Linked DNA regions of Homo sapiens: regions 1 and 3 are each linked to region 2. Evidence: chromatin loops called from intact Hi-C (ENCODE). Cell type or tissue: OCI-LY7. All regions are shown on one strand.

The links. Hi-C counts contacts between places; a loop is a spot of excess contacts. Peaks named below come from ENCODE experiments on the same cell type or tissue, not always from the same donor. Only the 100,000 strongest peaks of a DNase experiment are listed, where the experiment ranks them.
Region 1: a loop joins it to region 2, with 2.1 times the contacts of the local background. A loop is called at or near these places in 8 of 110 quality-filtered maps.
Region 3: a loop joins it to region 2, with 4 times the contacts of the local background. A loop is called at or near these places in 44 of 110 quality-filtered maps.

What each region holds. Positions count from the first base shown.
Region 1 is chr13:99,334,635-99,337,134 of GRCh38, forward strand. All of the region lies in intron 6 of UBAC2 (UBA domain containing 2), which reads left to right. Among named protein-coding and RNA genes, the nearest start is that of FKSG29, 16 kb to the right of the region's middle. In OCI-LY7, no CTCF peak of the experiment used is centred here; a DNase peak (open chromatin) is centred at 1,137; H3K27ac peaks cover 603 bases.
Region 2 is chr13:99,281,269-99,283,768 of GRCh38, forward strand. The region is part of intron 4 of UBAC2 (UBA domain containing 2); the gene reads left to right. Among named protein-coding and RNA genes, the nearest start is that of GPR18, 24 kb to the left of the region's middle. In OCI-LY7, no CTCF peak of the experiment used is centred here; a DNase peak (open chromatin) is centred at 1,213; H3K4me3 peaks cover 448 bases; H3K27ac peaks cover 1,498 bases.
Region 3 is chr13:99,424,406-99,426,905 of GRCh38, forward strand. No RefSeq gene overlaps it. Among named protein-coding and RNA genes, the nearest start is that of LNCARGI, 7.1 kb to the right of the region's middle. RefSeq lists enhancers at 1,429-1,698, 2,009-2,168. In OCI-LY7, no CTCF peak of the experiment used is centred here; a DNase peak (open chromatin) is centred at 1,426; H3K4me3 peaks cover 925 bases; H3K27ac peaks cover 1,718 bases.

The DNA.
Region 1 (2,500 bases), 53 kb after region 2:
GGGGGAAAATACAGTGATATATAGCTGAAAAAAACCAAAATACTAAATAATATTTGATAGCACAAAAGAACGTAGGAAAGGGGGAGTAAAGAGTAAGAAACAGATGAGACAGACAGAAACCAAATTGCAAAATCCAGCTATTCAAGCAAATACATTAAGTATGAATAATAGCTAAACACTCCAATCAAAAGGTAGAGATTGTCAGACTAATTTAAAAGAAAAAAAATTGCTATATGGTATCTACAAGACACACTTTAAATACAAAGACACAAAAAAAGCCTGAAATTAAAAGGATGAAGATATATTATGGAGACAGTAACCATAAGAAAGCTGAAATGGCTGTTTTAAGATTAGACAAAGTAGACTTCTCTATGAGTATTACTAAAAACACAGCAGAATGCTTTGTTATGACGAAAGGGTCAGTTGTGTTTGTGTGCCTAATAACAGCGTCCACAAACAGGAACAGCTTCTAGATATATGAAGTTAAAATAGCTAATGGGAGCAATGAACAAATCAACAATCACAGTTGAATACTTTGAGACCGAAAAATAAAAATGTTTAATTTTGTACTTCATTCAAATCTCACAGCTCTAATTTGTACTACATTTTTAATATTTTGTTATGTTTATAACATTTTGCTATCTTCTGCTGAATCAGCGTAATGCTGATATACACCCTATTTTCTGTTTTATATCAGATCTTCAGAAAAGGCATTTCTACTTCCTTGCCTCCAATTCATTACTGTTTTTTTTTTTCCATATTGACTTCATATGTCTCTCTTCATTAAAAATATATATTTGTTACAGAGAATGCCTCTGCCTACCCCCTACCCTGTCCCCCATCACCCCTCTACAGCAAAGACTGCTTTCTGTGATTCTGTAGTTACCGCAGACAGATGTGTGCACAAACGGCATAGACTATTATTTTGTTGTCTGAAATTTTGCAGGAAGATGAGCGCAACATGTGATACCTTCTATGTGTATTTTTCATTCCACTTTAAACACATCAGTACACGCACATGGAGTTCATCTGGATGGCTGTATAGTACTGTGTTGTATGAATAACCCACTCTGCAGCTGTTCCCCTCTTGGGGATGATTTGTTTCTGCTTCCTCTCTCTCTCATGCAGGGCTGCAGTGGAATGAGCCTCAAAGCTCTACTTGGTGTTGCCACATTGCTCCCCAGAGGCGCCATAGCTTCACCTTCCCTCGGGACTGTGTGAGAGTTCTCAGTTCCCTCCATCCTTACCAAAACCTCACACCTGGAATCCCAGCACTTAGGGAGGCAGAGGCAGGAGGATCGCTTGAGCCCAGGAGTTCAAGACCTGCCTGGCAACATGGCAACACCTCATTCTCCACAAAATGGAAAAAAAAAAAAAAGAGATAAAACTGGATGTTAGAGGAGCTTTACATTTTTGCCAGTTGCTGTATTTAAGATTGCTCATTTTAGATTTCAGAGTCCTAAAAACAAGTGAGGATAAACATCTTTTCATGAGTTTGTCAGCCATTTGAGTTTTCTCTTCTGAAATTACCTTTTCATATGCTTTTAAAACTGGGCTCTTTCTTACACATTCCTAGGGTTTCTTGATATGTTCTGAATGCTGCCTTGGTTGGCTGTATGAATTCTGAATACTTTCTTCAGGCCTCTTGTGTTTTCATTTCATTTATGGTAGCTTTTGGCATACTACAGCTTTTAAATTGTAAAGTAGACCAGTGTGTGTTTTCTTTTCTAGTTTGTACCTTATGTTTCTTAATTTAAAATATTTTGCCACCCCAGTGCCAAAAAGGTATTCCTTCTGTATTTTGTGCAGAAAGATTTACAATTTCATGAATTCTATTTGAGTTCTTATTCCATTGCAAGTTTACGTTTGGTGTCAGGAAGGGGCCCTGTTCTGTCTCTTCCTTGTGTATAGCCCATGTGCCCCTTCCCTCCCAATTTACCCATGTCTGCTGAATACCAGGTGCCCTTACACTGAGGATCCTATTTCTAGGCTCTTGTTCTCTTGGTCTATTTAAGTAACCCTAGATAAAGACCACACTGTTTTAGGTAGCCAAACTTTATAGTATGTCTTGAAATCTGATAGGACTTACGTTTCTTTAAAATTGCCTTGCCTTTTCTGGGTTTTTTATTTCTTTGTCTTTTAACTCTTAATTGTGATATACAACACAAACTAACTGTCACAAAGCCTTGCAAATCACTATAAAGCAAATATACCCATAATCCACCATGCAGGTACAGACCATGCCTGGCCAGCCCCGCAGCCCATGGTGCCCCCCTTCCTTCCCACCTCTCTTCCTCCTTCCCACCTCCCTCCTGTGACCCCTTCCCCTTCTTTCTCCCTCCCTTCTGTGACCCCTCCTAGCACACATAGTCATCATCTTTGCGCTTTCCTGTCTCGTTTTACTGCTTAGTGTGTGGTTTAGGTTCATTCATTCACAGAAGTGGAATCGTGTTTTCAGGCTTTGGGTCTGGCTTCTTTCTCCCAACATGGTGTTTTTAAA
Region 2 (2,500 bases):
TCAGTGATTTTTTTTTTTAAGGATTGAAATGTGGACTTATAAAATCATTTCCAGCATCTTACCTAAGAGAGAAGCATATAATCCATTCATTCTTATATTCACAAGATATCTCCTTTCTCAACCAAAAAGTTCTCACACTTTGGGCTCAGTTCAGTATTTGGGTGTTGGATACCATGTGTCCGGCATTGTACTTGGTACTATGTCACCTTGGTAGTCAGCAAGCACACGCCAGGCTCATCCCAGACACTCTGCAGGTGTGCCACTTTCTCTCCTTAGAACAGCCCTGGAAGGTGAGAACTCGCATCTACTTTGAGGAAACAGGCTCAGAAACCTTCAGCGCTATTTTCTATAAATTGATAAAAGAAAAATCATGATGTTAGAAGATACATAACAAGAGGAAGAGGCTTTTCTTGTCTCACTTATGTCTTGACATTGCCTGAGGACTGATTAGGAACTGAGATTGCCAATCATTTTAACAAGATTTTAGTAATGTTTGAAGATCTGTGCCTTCTGAATCAAAGTGGCGTGCAGAGGTACTTACCTTATGGATTGCTGGCTAATTGTGAAAGGAGACTCAGGCTTTTAACACTGCAGGAATTTCAAACTGCGGTCTCAGTGGCCAGAGTGTCTTACCAGGGAGCAGACCTAATGTATCCAGTTTAAAAGGGCGTGTAAGCTGTTGCCAGAAGTCTACATGAAGCCACATGATAAGTGATTTTGTATTTGAACATGAAGGGCAGTGGCATCATTGACCTAAGCTAGAGTTTCCTCACCCTCAGCACTTTTGACATTTTAGTTGCATAACCCTTTGCGGTGGGGGCGGTCCCGTGCACTGCAGGGTGGCTGGCAGCATCACTGGCCTCCACCCAGTGTATGCTGTTAGCAAAACCTCCTTTCCCCAGTCTTACCCCAGTCATGACAACTAAAAATGTCTCCAGATAATGCCAAATGACACTTGGGGGGCAAAATCACCCATGATGGAGAGTCATGACATGCATGATGCTGGGTGGTAGATAGAACCCTGGAAAGAGTTAGCCCACACCCTTGAGGAGCTCATGACCTAGGAAGCTTGTTGAGAACTTTTGACTAGGTAGAATATTTCTAGTAGTTGACTGAAATAGCTTTGGTTGAGGCTATTAGTAAAAATTTGTTTTAAAGAGGTTTAACATCTGTTTTCATTTCTGCTTTTCTGAGTTGCTTTGCTGCTCAATTCCTTTTATTTTAGCTGTCTTCCTCTTGGGACTTCAAACATTTGAGTGTGTCAAAATTTCCAGTCTAATAGGAAATATGTTTTGTTCAAAAAGAAATAAAGATATTTATAACTGTTGGGCTAGAATGATGGAAGTTTAACGCTGGTTAAGTGAGACTCAGGTAACAGACAGCAAAGGAGATACTTTAATAGTGAAGGGAACTTGAAGTCTGGTTGTATTCAAGATTCACTTCCTGTTCTTGTTTATCACTGGAAAGTTGCACCTTGTGAAAGATTTTAGATTTAGATCATTGTATTGTTCTAAGAAAAAAAATTCAAAATGCTAACCATGTCTTGGTAACTATAGCAAAATATACAGCACACAAAAATAATCTCATACCTGTCTTAGGGTTGGATTTTTTGGTATATGTTATGTGTTGAGTTCTGAAATATCTAATGTGCTTGAAATCTAATGTGCTTTTGTTATCTGAACTAAAGGAAAAAGGCTTTGTCAGTTACAAGAGAATAGGCATCCCTGTTTTGGCTGGATTGTTAGTTGAAGTAATAGAATGAATTCTGGCTGATTCAGCAGAAAGGGAATTTATTAAAGTAGCTCAGAGAATATTTAGGAAGGCAAATAATCAGTCATGGGTACACCAGAGCTAGAATCAACACTTTACAGTTCTCTCTCCTAAAATTATTTTGTTTACTTACTTAATGTTTAATATTGGCTTCTAGGATGTAGGATTCAGAGAGCAACTTGGTCTGTGTGGTTTTCAGCTGTTATTCCAGTGTGTAGAATAGCAGCTGGTTCATAGAGACACTTGATAATTATTTGCTGTATAAATAAATGACAATACCAAGGATAGGTTTGTTAATATCAGTGACAATATGAAGGAAAAATATGGAGTAACATTATGAAATGTTAACATTACGCATTCCATTTGGAGATTTTTTTTTGACAGCAGGATTTACCCTTTCTCTTAAGAAATCTTAATAAATTTATATTGAACAATTTTGTACCGTAGAGCCTTGTTTGACATATGTTCCTGATTTAAATGAATAGCCAGATTTAAATGAATAGCCACAAGCAGACTTGCAAGAGTAGATGTTGCTATTGCTGTGTTCTACATGAGAAAGCTGAGGGTCTGAGGATTGAGTCACTAAGTGACGGCTACTTAAGTGGCAAGCCTGGATGGAAACTCATGCCTGTCTGAATTGTGGCTCAGACATTTCCTTAATGCCTTAATGCCACCTTTTTTTTTTTTTTTTTTTTTTTTTTTTTTTTTTTTTTTGAGACTGAGTCTTGCT
Region 3 (2,500 bases), 140 kb after region 2:
CAGTTATTCTCCTTTTGATAAACATGAGTTGTATTTCATGCGGGGCTATTACAAACAGTGCTGCTGTGAACATTTCTGTACACATCATTTGGTGAACTTACATACTCATTTTCTTTAGGATGTACCCAGATTGGGGAATGCTGGGCCACAGGGTATTTTGGTTTAGCTTCAGTTGAAACTATCCTTGGTTGATTTTTTAAAAAGAAAACATTTTAAAACTTGATTTTTTTAAAAACTGAAAATAAAATTTAAAATGATCAATGTTTTGTCAAAGCGGCACTTTTCCTCTGTGATTGAACAATTAGGTTTTTAAAAATAATTGGAGGAGAACTTAAATATGTGTAGTCTGGTATTTTTCAACCATTGGGTTAAAATCCACAATTAGTTGGTTTAAAAAAAAAAACTGTTTTGGGCCAGGCAAGGTGGCTCATGCCTGTAATCCCAGTACTTTGGGAGGCCAAAGCAGGAGGATCCCTTGAGCTCAGGAGTTTGAGACCAGCCTGGGCAACACAGTGAGACCCCATCTCTACAAATAATTTAAAAATTGGCTGAGTGTGGTGGTGCATGCCTGTAGTCCTAGCTACTCAGGAGGCTGAGGCTGGAAGATTGCTTGAGCCTGGGAGATGGAGGCTGCAGTGAGCCATGACTGCCACTGCACTCCAGCCTGGGTGACAGACAGAGCAGGACCCTGTCTCAAGAAAAAAAAATTGTTTTAATTGTGATAAAATATACATAAAATTTACTACTTTAATAATTTATTGTGGGTTTCGAGATCATTTTAGTGGGCCATGATCAGAACTTTTTAAAAATGAGATAGAAGAGAAAAGGAAACAGAACAGAAAAGAAAATACATCGTAATAAGGACAAATACTGTTTCATAAGACTTCTGTTTCCGTTGTGTGTGCTCTGTGTTTTAAAAGTTTGTAAAACACGGGTCTAGTCCAACTCTTTTAATTTACAGAGAGGGAAATATACTCAGAGACAGAAGTGATATCCCAAACAGAGCTTGAACTAGAACATGGCATCAGGCTTCCAATTCAGAGTCTGATATTTTCCAACTCCCATCTCACCATCTTTGCTGTTGATCTCTCCAAACTCACGTGCTAGATCAGGCTAGACCTTCATGGCCCCATATTTTCTTGGTGGAAAAGGGTCTCCTGTTCCCTGCCCCTTGAGTTAGTCCCAGACAGGCTGCAGAGAGGAGCCAGGACTCAGCCAGCACCTTCTGAACGCCACTGTGATAACCCAAGGATGCCCCATTTGACCTTGTCTACTCTGGGGTCAACCAGGAATAGTACAAACCTAGATCTTAACGGAAGAGAGGGGAAAGGACCTGTGGTTTGACATTTTTCAGAATTTTTCTCTTCTGTGTGTTTCAAGAGCACTTTTCTCGCGGAGCTCAAGAGAGGAAGCGCTATAAATAGAGGGCCTGGAGGAGGGGCGGCCGCGGGAGGAAGAAGTTCTCAGAACACCTGCTTGTCTCAAAATCAAGGCCCAGTGGGGTTTTTCAGGGGGCAGTTCCCAAGCAGGCCCCTACCCAATCCCCCGGCCAGAAACTTTTCCAGGCTCTTCTCCAGCTCATCGAAACCAGGGCTTAGCCCTCTGGCCTGGATCCCTACACCCCAAATGCAGCCACAACCCCAAGTCCACCCCAGAGCCCTGGGAGGGGTGACCTTGCCCCTCTGGATCTAAGGTCCCTGGTCACTCAGCTCAGAGTCACGAGCTGCTCCCAGCCCATAGTTGACCTAAATGAGGTCAGGGCAGACCCCAGTCCACACCTCAGCAACGCCTTCCCGTGTCTGAGGACAAGACCCACCAACGGCAGATTGGTCATCTCTGACCCGCAGGCGGGATGGGGAACGGGCTCTCTTGAGGCTGTCCCTGCAGCAGCTACTGTTTTTACTTGGAGTGTGTTTCTCTGGGGGCTGCCTTTGGTGGGAGAGGAAAAGGCCATGCAGATTGCTTGGGGAGGGGCCAGACTCCCCCCTCATTCCTCCACTCCCTTCTCCCCTGCCCTCTCCACACCCAGCCCTGCACCCCTCTCCTGCCACTGGGTGGCCTATGGCCTTTCTGCTGCCATGCTGCCCGCTCTCCTCTTCTCTCCTCACCTGGGGGCCCCTCTTGCCTTGCAAGTCTCCACCTCAGTATCCCCTTGGCCAAGAGCATTTCAAGGACCTCGCTGTAAATTACACCCCGGGTTACATGGCAGGCTCGTCCTTCAGACACCATATGTGTTCAACTCAGGCTTGGATGTGTGTCATCATGAGGTTAATCTGTCTCTCCCTCAGCGAGCTGCGAGCTCTGAAGGCGAGGCCAAGTTGGTTTTGCTCCCTGCTTCTACCACCTTCCAGCACAAGGTCCAGCAGGAGTCATGCCCAGCACATTCCTCCAGCCAGCAGGGAGGGGAAGGGAGGGGAAGGGAGGGGAGGATGCAGGAGAGATGAGGGGAAGGTGGGAGGGGAAGAGAGAAGGGAGGAGAGAAGAGAGGATGCAGGGGAGA